Regions from separate parts of the Homo sapiens genome. Here region 2 is linked to region 1. A link is an interaction called in ENCODE POLR2A ChIA-PET data of the cell type or tissue named here. Cell type or tissue: PC-9. All regions are shown on one strand.

Region 1 (4,000 bases):
TCCTGAGTAGCTGGGATTACAGACACCCACCACCACACCCTGCTAATTTTTGTATTTTTAGTAGAGATGAGGTTTCACCATGTTAGCCAGGCTGGTCTCGAACTCCTGACCTCATGATCTGCCTGCCTCAGCCCCCCAAAGTGCTAGGATTACAGGTATGAACCACTGTGCCCAGCCTATTTTGTTTTTGTTCCTCTCTTTTTCCTTTCCTGACATTTTTTTTGCTTATTTGAACATAGTTTAGTCTTCCATTTTAAGTTATCAATTATGATTTTTACTATAACTATTTGTATAAGTTTTAGTGGTAACTCTAGGGATTACAAAATGCACACTGAACTTTTTACACTGTATTTAGAAACAATATTTTATCACTCAAAACTTTAGCACTAGTAGGTCTCTTAATTCTCCCCCTTATGTTATACTTGTCATGTATTACATACACATTCATGAAAATTCCATGGCCAATGTTATAGTTTTTTTTTTTTCCAACTGTAAAACAGATTTTAAGGAACTCAAGAGGAGAATAGCCTATTATATTTACCCAGGTAGTTATTACTTCTGTTGTTCCTCCTTTATTCCTGATGTTCCAAGTTTCCTTCCGGTATCATTTCCCTTCTGTCTGAAGCAATTCCTTTAGCAATGTTTTTTACAGCATTTCCGCTGGGTATGAATTTTCTTAGTTTTACTTAATCTAAGAATGTCTTTATTTCGCCTTTATTCCTGAAAGTTATTTTCACTGGAGATAGAATTCCAGATTGACACTTATTTTCTTTCAGCACTTTAAGAATATTAGGCCATTTCCTTCTGGCTTCCATGGTTTCTGCTGAGAAATATGCCATCATTTGAATTATTCACATGTATTGGCTTGTTGGGTTTTTTTTCTTTTCTTTTTTTTTTTTTTTTTCTTCTTTCAAGATATTTTCTTCATATTTAATTTTTAGCAGTTTAATTATGATTTGTCTGTGCATGGATTTCTGTGGGTTTATCCTATTTGGGGTTCACTTAGCTCCTTGAATCTGCAGGTTTAAGTCTGTATATAGGGAAAACAAACTGTTTTTCCTCTTCTATACTCACCCTCAGCACTCAACACTTCTGATGCCAGATGTGTGGGGTTCCTTCCCCCCCCAAACAAGCAATTCTCCTATGGCAGTTGGGAGTCCTACAATTCAATTCAGTTCTAACACTATTTACCTAGAGACAGTGTCAGATCCCAAAAGTTAAGGGCTCAGTCCCGTAAGACTGCATCCCACTTCAGATGTCAATCATAAGTGATAGATTCCCAGGTTATCCACAACTTCTGTCTGACTTGGCTACAAATTACAGGTTCACAAGATCCTTTACTTGGGTTCAGTCATTTGCTAGAATGGCTCACAGAACCCACTCTGTATGCTGAAACTGAGAATTAACTTGATTAAGCCCACTGAACTTAAACTGCCTTACTTACTTTTAATTCCTTACTTCTAGTTAATCTTAATAACTATATAGCTAAAAGTCATGTAACTAAGCAATCTACTATCTTCCTTATAGATAATATCTCTGATGTATAGGTCACCATGGTAACAGTTGCTTAAAGTTATTTTTCATGAATTTGGGGTCAGCTCTTGTCCAGTTCAAGCCGCTTGAGACCACTTCACCTGGGCCTGCGTGAATGTCCAAGAGGTGAGCTTCTGACACCAGAGGGCCATAAAGATCTTCCTACAGATCATACTAACGCCACCATTTTCTAAACATGCTTCCTATGAAGAGCCATGAGGCTTGACTATGTGTGTGCAGATTGCCAATTACCTCACTTTTTCTTATCCCAATTCCCTTTCTCCACACCTCAGACCACTCTGCTTCTTTATCTCATAAATATCCCTAAATCCCATCTTTGGGGAGGCAGATTTGAGACCCATTCACCCACCTCCTCACTTGGCTGTCTCATGAACAAACCCTTTATTTTTTGCAAAACCTTTCGCCACAGTGATTGGCTTATTGAGTGCAGGCAAAATGAACCTTGCTCAGTATCAGTATTTACCCACTTGTTACAAAGAATCCAAATCAGGAACAGCCGGATGGAAGATGCATAGGGCAAGATATGAGGGAAGGGGTGCAGAGCTTCATGTCCTGTCCAGCTGTACCTGCCTCCTAGCATTTCCACTTGTTCAGCAACCCAGAAGCTCTCAGAACCCTATCTGTTAGGGTTTTGGTGGAAAGCTTCATTACATAGGCATGATTGATTGCATCGTTGGCCTTTGGTGATGAACTCTACCTTCACTCCCCGTCCCGCTCCCCAGAGATGGAGGTGGGGTGTGGCTAGAAGTTCTAGCCCACTCATCACGTGTTTGGTTCTCTGGGCAAGGAGACCTCATTCTGAAGCTGTCCTGGATCCCCCAACCATCAGTCATCTCATTAGCATACAAAAATATTTCAGTTGTTTTAGGAGCAGTGTGTCAGGAAGTGGGGGAAGGCATAGACCAAAATTTATTTCTTGGCCGGGTGCGGTGGCTCATGCCTGTAATCCCAGCAGTTTGGGAGGCCGAGGCGGATGGATCATTTGAGGTCAGGAGTTGGAGACCAGCCTGGCCAACATGGTGAAACCCCGTCTCTACTAAAAATACAAAAATTAGCCAGGCATGGTGGCGCATGCCTGTAATCCCAGCTACTCGGGAGGCTAAGACAGTAGAATCGCTGGAACCCAGGAGGCAGAGGTTTCAGTGGCACCACTGCACTCCAGCCTGGGCGACAGAGCTAGACTCTCTCAAAAAAAAAAAAAAAAAAATTACTTCTTATTATGTCACAATGGCTTTTGCTAAACTTGAGATGTTTTCTGTCATTATTTCTTCAAAATATTTTTCAGCACCGCACTTTCCTCTGGCCTCTGGGATACAAATGTTAGACCTTTGTGGTTGTCCCACAGGTTCCTAAGGCACTGTTCAATTTTTTTTTTTAAGTCTTTTTTCTTTCTACTATACAGATTTGGTTATTTTTATTGTTGTATCTTTATGTTGACTGACTCTCTTCTCCCATCTCCATTTTGTTATTGAGCCCATTCGATGAATATTTTATTTTGGTTATAGTGTTTTTCAGTTGCACAATTTCCATTTGTTTCTTCTTCATGTGTTTTATTTCCTTGCTGATATCTTTAATATTTGTTTTAAGAGTTTTTTTATATAATTGCAAAGTTTACATCATTGCAATAGCATGAATTGATTGTCTTTTCCCATGAGAGTTAAGAATTTTGGTATCCTTTGTATGCCAAGTAATTTTGGACTGCATCCTGCACATTTTGAACATTATATTATGACACTCTGAGTCTTGTTTAAATCCTATTGAGAATATTGATGGTTTTGTTTTAGTGGCCAGTTAACCTGGGTAAATTCAGACTGCTAAGTTCCTACTTGCCTTCTATGCCCTGTAGTTCCAATGTCAGTTCAGTTTTTGAAGCATTTGCAATGCTATTCTGATCTATCTTCCAAATGTGTCATCCAGTGGTCAGTCTGGGCCCTGGGCAGAAGTCTAATCATTAGCTCAGTTTCCAGTCTGCGGCATGCTAATTAGGGCCAGATGAGTCCATGAGTTCATAAATAACTTTATGGGGTGACTTTCTCAAGCCCTTCCCTCTCTGTTATCTTCCGATACTTTCTGGTTCCCTGGGCTCCCCTTTCTGATCCTCCAGACAGAAACTGCCCAATTTCATGATTGTGCCAGGTCTAGGATCAAGAGGTTGGAGAACAGAGAGGGAGAAAAAAAAGCAATGGAGTCTGATCCTTTCCACTGAATGGAGAGAAAAGTCCTTTCCTGAATTTTTGGCTTCTGCCAGCTGCTCTGCTACTGCAATGGGATTGCTCGAAAGAAAACAGAAAAGGGGGAGAAAATAAATTCTCCCCACTCTCTCTGAACTTTAGGAGTACCCTTTCCTGCTCCTTCAGCCAGGCCTCTCCTAGGTTTCTCCCTGTCTGCACCACAGTGCTCATTTCCAAGTTTTGGACTGTATTGAGTTCAGGTCAGGGGATACAGG
Region 2 (4,000 bases), 190 kb before region 1:
CCGCGCTGTACACTCCATCTTAGTCCGCCAGTCCCTGTGGGAGGGAAAGCAGCGTAGTTAAACCAGGTGCCCTCCAGGTACTGGGCTTTGTGGATCTCACCTCACCTCCATCTCTGTGCAACCCTAGGAGGTGGGCACTAATTCCCATCATACCCAAGAGGAAACTGAGGCACAGGAGGGTTCAGACACTAGCTCAGGGTCACACAGAAAGGACGCGGTGGCACTTGACTGGAAGGTCCTTGGACTGTGGGGCCCACACTCCAGGCTGCTGCCCTGGAGACCTGCAGGGTCCAAGGAGTCGTGCACCTGCTGGAACCCAAGTTCTATGGGGGGCGGGGAAGGAGGGCCGATCACCCAGGCCATCCCCAACAGTATGTGCTCACGGAGCACCTCCTGTACGCCAGGCCCTGCTCTAGGTGATGGGGACACTCAACATCGTGGGTGGGGGTTGGGGGTGGGGAGAGAAGGATAAGAACTAGGGGGAAATACTGAAGGTCCCGGGAGGCAGCAGGGAGACTTGCTTTGCAGAAAGAGAGCAGGGAGGGGGATCGGGAGGCGGGGTAGGGGGTGTTAAATAGGGAGGTAGGGAAGGTGTCCACTGAGCAGAGACCTGAGGGAGGTGGGGGAGCCCTGTGGATGTGGATGTGGATGTCTGGGAGGAAGGGCATTTTGAGCAGAGGCACCGACCAAGGCGGGAGCTGGGAGAGGGAGTGCAGGGCTGATGAGGGCAGAGAGGGACCACCCAGGAGGACCCTGATGGACTCAGATGATCCCAGGCTCCCTCCCACTACAGGTATGGGCAGGGATGGGAACAGGGAGACCAGGGAGGAGGCTGCTGGGATGGCCCAGGGGAAAAGCAGTGGCCTGGGCCACTGGCTGTTTAATTATTTTATTCACGTATTTTATTCCACAAATTTATTTTACAAGTGTTACATGAGTGCCTACCCTGCATCCTGTCCCGCATTGTGCTGGGGACAGAGCAGTGACCCACAGACCCGTGAAGGACTTGGACCTGTCATCAGACAGTGACGGCCCAGAGTAGTCCAGGATGGGAGCTGCCCAGGGGACTGTGGGGTCACGCATGAGCCAAAGTCCTGAAGGACAAATAAGGATTTGCTAGGCAAAGAAGAACTACGATCTGGACAGACAGAATGGCATATGTTAAGGCTTGGAGGTAAGAGAGACAACTTTGAGTTGCCCCAGGTGGTGGAGGGAATCCCACCTGCACCCCAGAATACATCAAGGCCCCTAAATGGGAATCCTGCCTTGAAATAAACCAAGCCCATGGCCAGGTGCAGTGGCTCACAGCTGTAATCTCCTAGCACTTTGGGATGCTGAGGCAGGTGGATTGCCTGAGCTCAGGAGTTCGAGACCAGCAACGTGGTGGAACCCTGTCTCTACTAAAATACAAAAAATTAGCTGGGCATGGTGGTGGGTGCCTGTAATCCCAGCTACTGCGGAGGCTGAGGCAGGAGAATCACTTGAACCTGGGAGGCGCAGGTTGCACTGAGCTGAGATAGTGCCACTGCACTCCAGCCTGGGTGACAGCGCGACTCTTTGTCTCCAAAAAATAAAGAAAAAAGAAAGAAACCAGGCCCGTATCCTATGGCAAGTGGTTTGCCGCTTTGAGCTAGTTTCCTCCTCTGTAAAGCAGGGATGGTGAATCATATCAAAGGCACCGGCTTGAGAAATAATACGGTTAATCATACGGAGAGCTTGACATATTTCCTGATAAGGAGTCAACAAAGAATGTCCTTTTAAAGTTCCCAACGCCATCCCCACAGTCCTTATTACAGTTCGTGTTTGCACAGTGAAGTTGGGAGTGTCCTGTTTGTTCAGTGTCTGCCTCCCCACCAGAAGGCTCATTCCCCAAGGGCAGGGGCCATGTCCTGCGGGCTCTACTGATGCCAGCTCCAGCCAGCGTGCAGATTATTCATTTAGCCTCTGGTGGTTATTGAGCATTCACTATGTGCCTAGAGTTTTGGGCTCTAGGGACCCGGTGGTAACCAAGACCTGAAGGTCACAGTCTGGGTAGACAGTAAACAAACAGTAAACAAGCAGGACACTCCAGATAGCCTGGGGTGTGGCGACAGAGGTGCCTGCCTTAGGCTGGATGATGCGGAAGGAGAGCATTTGAGCTGAAGGGGACAGAGCTGGTGATGCCGGGGCCATGGAAGGACATTCAGGCGGAGGGACTACAAATGTGGAGGCCTTGGCGTGGGAATGAGATTGGAGAGCTTAGGGACAAAAGCAGGCTGGGATGGCCAGGGGAGAGGAAGGACAGGGAGAGGGAGGACATGAGGTCAGTGAGGTTCCAGGGCCAAATCACCACACCAAGGTGAGGTCTTTGCTTTTACCTGGAGTGAGGTGCACCCAGGGCAGGGCTCAGACCTGACTCAGATGGTCACAGGTCTCCTCTGGTTGTAGGACACCAGTGAAGAGGCTGCTGGGGTGTCCAGGCTGGAGGTGATGGAGGCTGGAGCAGGGAGAAATGGGTATAATAAAAATAACGGATGCTGGGTGCGGTGGCTCACGCCTGTAATCCCAGAATTTTGGGAGGCCGAGGTGGGCGGATAACCTGAGGTCAGGAAGGAGTTCAAGACCAGCCTGGCCAACATGGTGAAACCCTGTCTCTACAAAAAATGCAAAAATTAGCGGGGCATGATGGCGGGTGCCTATGATCCCAGCTACTGGGGAGGCTGGGGCGGAAGAATCGCTTGAACCTGGGAGGTGGAGGTTGCAGTGAGTCGAGATCATGCCATTGCACTGCAGCCTGGGCGACAGAGAGAGACCCCATCTCAAAAAAATAAAAATAATAGAAATAGAGCTGGGTGCAGTGGCTCACACCTGTAATACCAGCACTTTGGTAGTGCCCAAGGTGGGAGGATCACTTGAGGTCAGGAGTTTGAGAACAGCCTGGGCAACATAGCTAGACCCCATCTGTACAAAAATTTTTTAAAAATAAAAAAGCTGATAACAGTGGTGTGTACCTGCAGTCCCAGCTACCCGGGAGGCTGAGGCAGGAGGATCACTTAAGCCCGGGAGCTCGAGGCTGCAGTGAGCCGTGATTGTGCCACTGCACTCCAGCCTGAGTGACAGAGCGAGACCCTATCTCTAAAAAGAAAATAAAAATAAATAATGGAAATAGATTTTGAAATGAGAGATGAAGAAAATAAAGAAATTAAGAAAGATGCTTAGGGTTTTAGCTCCGACAACTGAGTGGAAAGTCGCTGTTCAATAAATATTTGTTGTATGAATCAGTAAGTTAATTTTAAAAATAGGAGGTATAGGCCAGGCGCGGTGGCTCACACCTGTAATCCCAGCATTTTGGGAGGCTGAGGTGGGCAGATCACTTGAGGTCAGGAGTTCAAGACCAGCCTGGCCAACATAGTGAACCCCCGTCTCTACTAAAAATACAAAAATTAGCCAGGCATGGTAGTGTGATCCTGTAATCCCAGCTACTCAGGAGGTTGAAGCAGGAGAATCTCTTGAACCCAGGAGGCGAAGGTTACAGTGAGCTGAGATCACACCACTGCACTCCAGCCTAGGTGACAGAGTGAGAGATTCCGTCTTAAAATAAAATAAAATAAAACAGCAGGTGTCTTTGAGAGCTCGCTATGTGCCATGCTCTGTTAGAATTACTTTACATGGGCTGGGCACGGTGGTTCATGCCTGTAATCCCAGCATTTTGGGAGGCTGAGGCCAGAGGATCACTTGAGGCCAGGATTTTGAGACCAGCTTGGGCAACTTAGGAAGACCCCGTCTCAAAAAAAATTAAAGTAGGCTGGGCACGGTGGCTCCCACCTGTAATCCCAGCACTTGGGAGGCCAAGGTGGGCAGATCATGAGGTCAAGAGTTTGAGACCAGCCCAGCCAACATGGTTAAACCCCATCTACTAAAAATATAAAAGCTAGCCATGTGTGGTGGCAGGAACCTGTAGTCCCAGCTACTTGGGAGGCTAAGGCAGGAGAATCAGTTGAACCCAGGAGGCAGAGTTTGC

Evidence for each region. Peaks named below come from ENCODE experiments on the same cell type or tissue, not always from the same donor. Only the 100,000 strongest peaks of a DNase experiment are listed, where the experiment ranks them.
Region 2: POLR2A ChIA-PET joins it to region 1 with 5 read pairs; 2 of 35 experiments call an interaction of 5 or more read pairs at or near these places.

The regions. Positions count from the first base shown.
Region 1 is chr19:35,192,526-35,196,525 of GRCh38, forward strand. No RefSeq gene overlaps it. Among named protein-coding and RNA genes, the nearest start is that of FAM187B, 34 kb to the right of the region's middle. In PC-9, no CTCF peak of the experiment used is centred here; no DNase peak of the experiment used is centred here.
Region 2 is chr19:35,004,758-35,008,757 of GRCh38, forward strand. All of the region lies in intron 1 of GRAMD1A (GRAM domain containing 1A), which reads left to right. Among named protein-coding and RNA genes, the nearest start is that of GRAMD1A, 6.4 kb to the left of the region's middle. RefSeq lists enhancers at 1-19, 20-564. In PC-9, no CTCF peak of the experiment used is centred here; a DNase peak (open chromatin) is centred at 1,784; H3K4me3 peaks cover 469 bases; H3K27ac peaks cover 2,045 bases.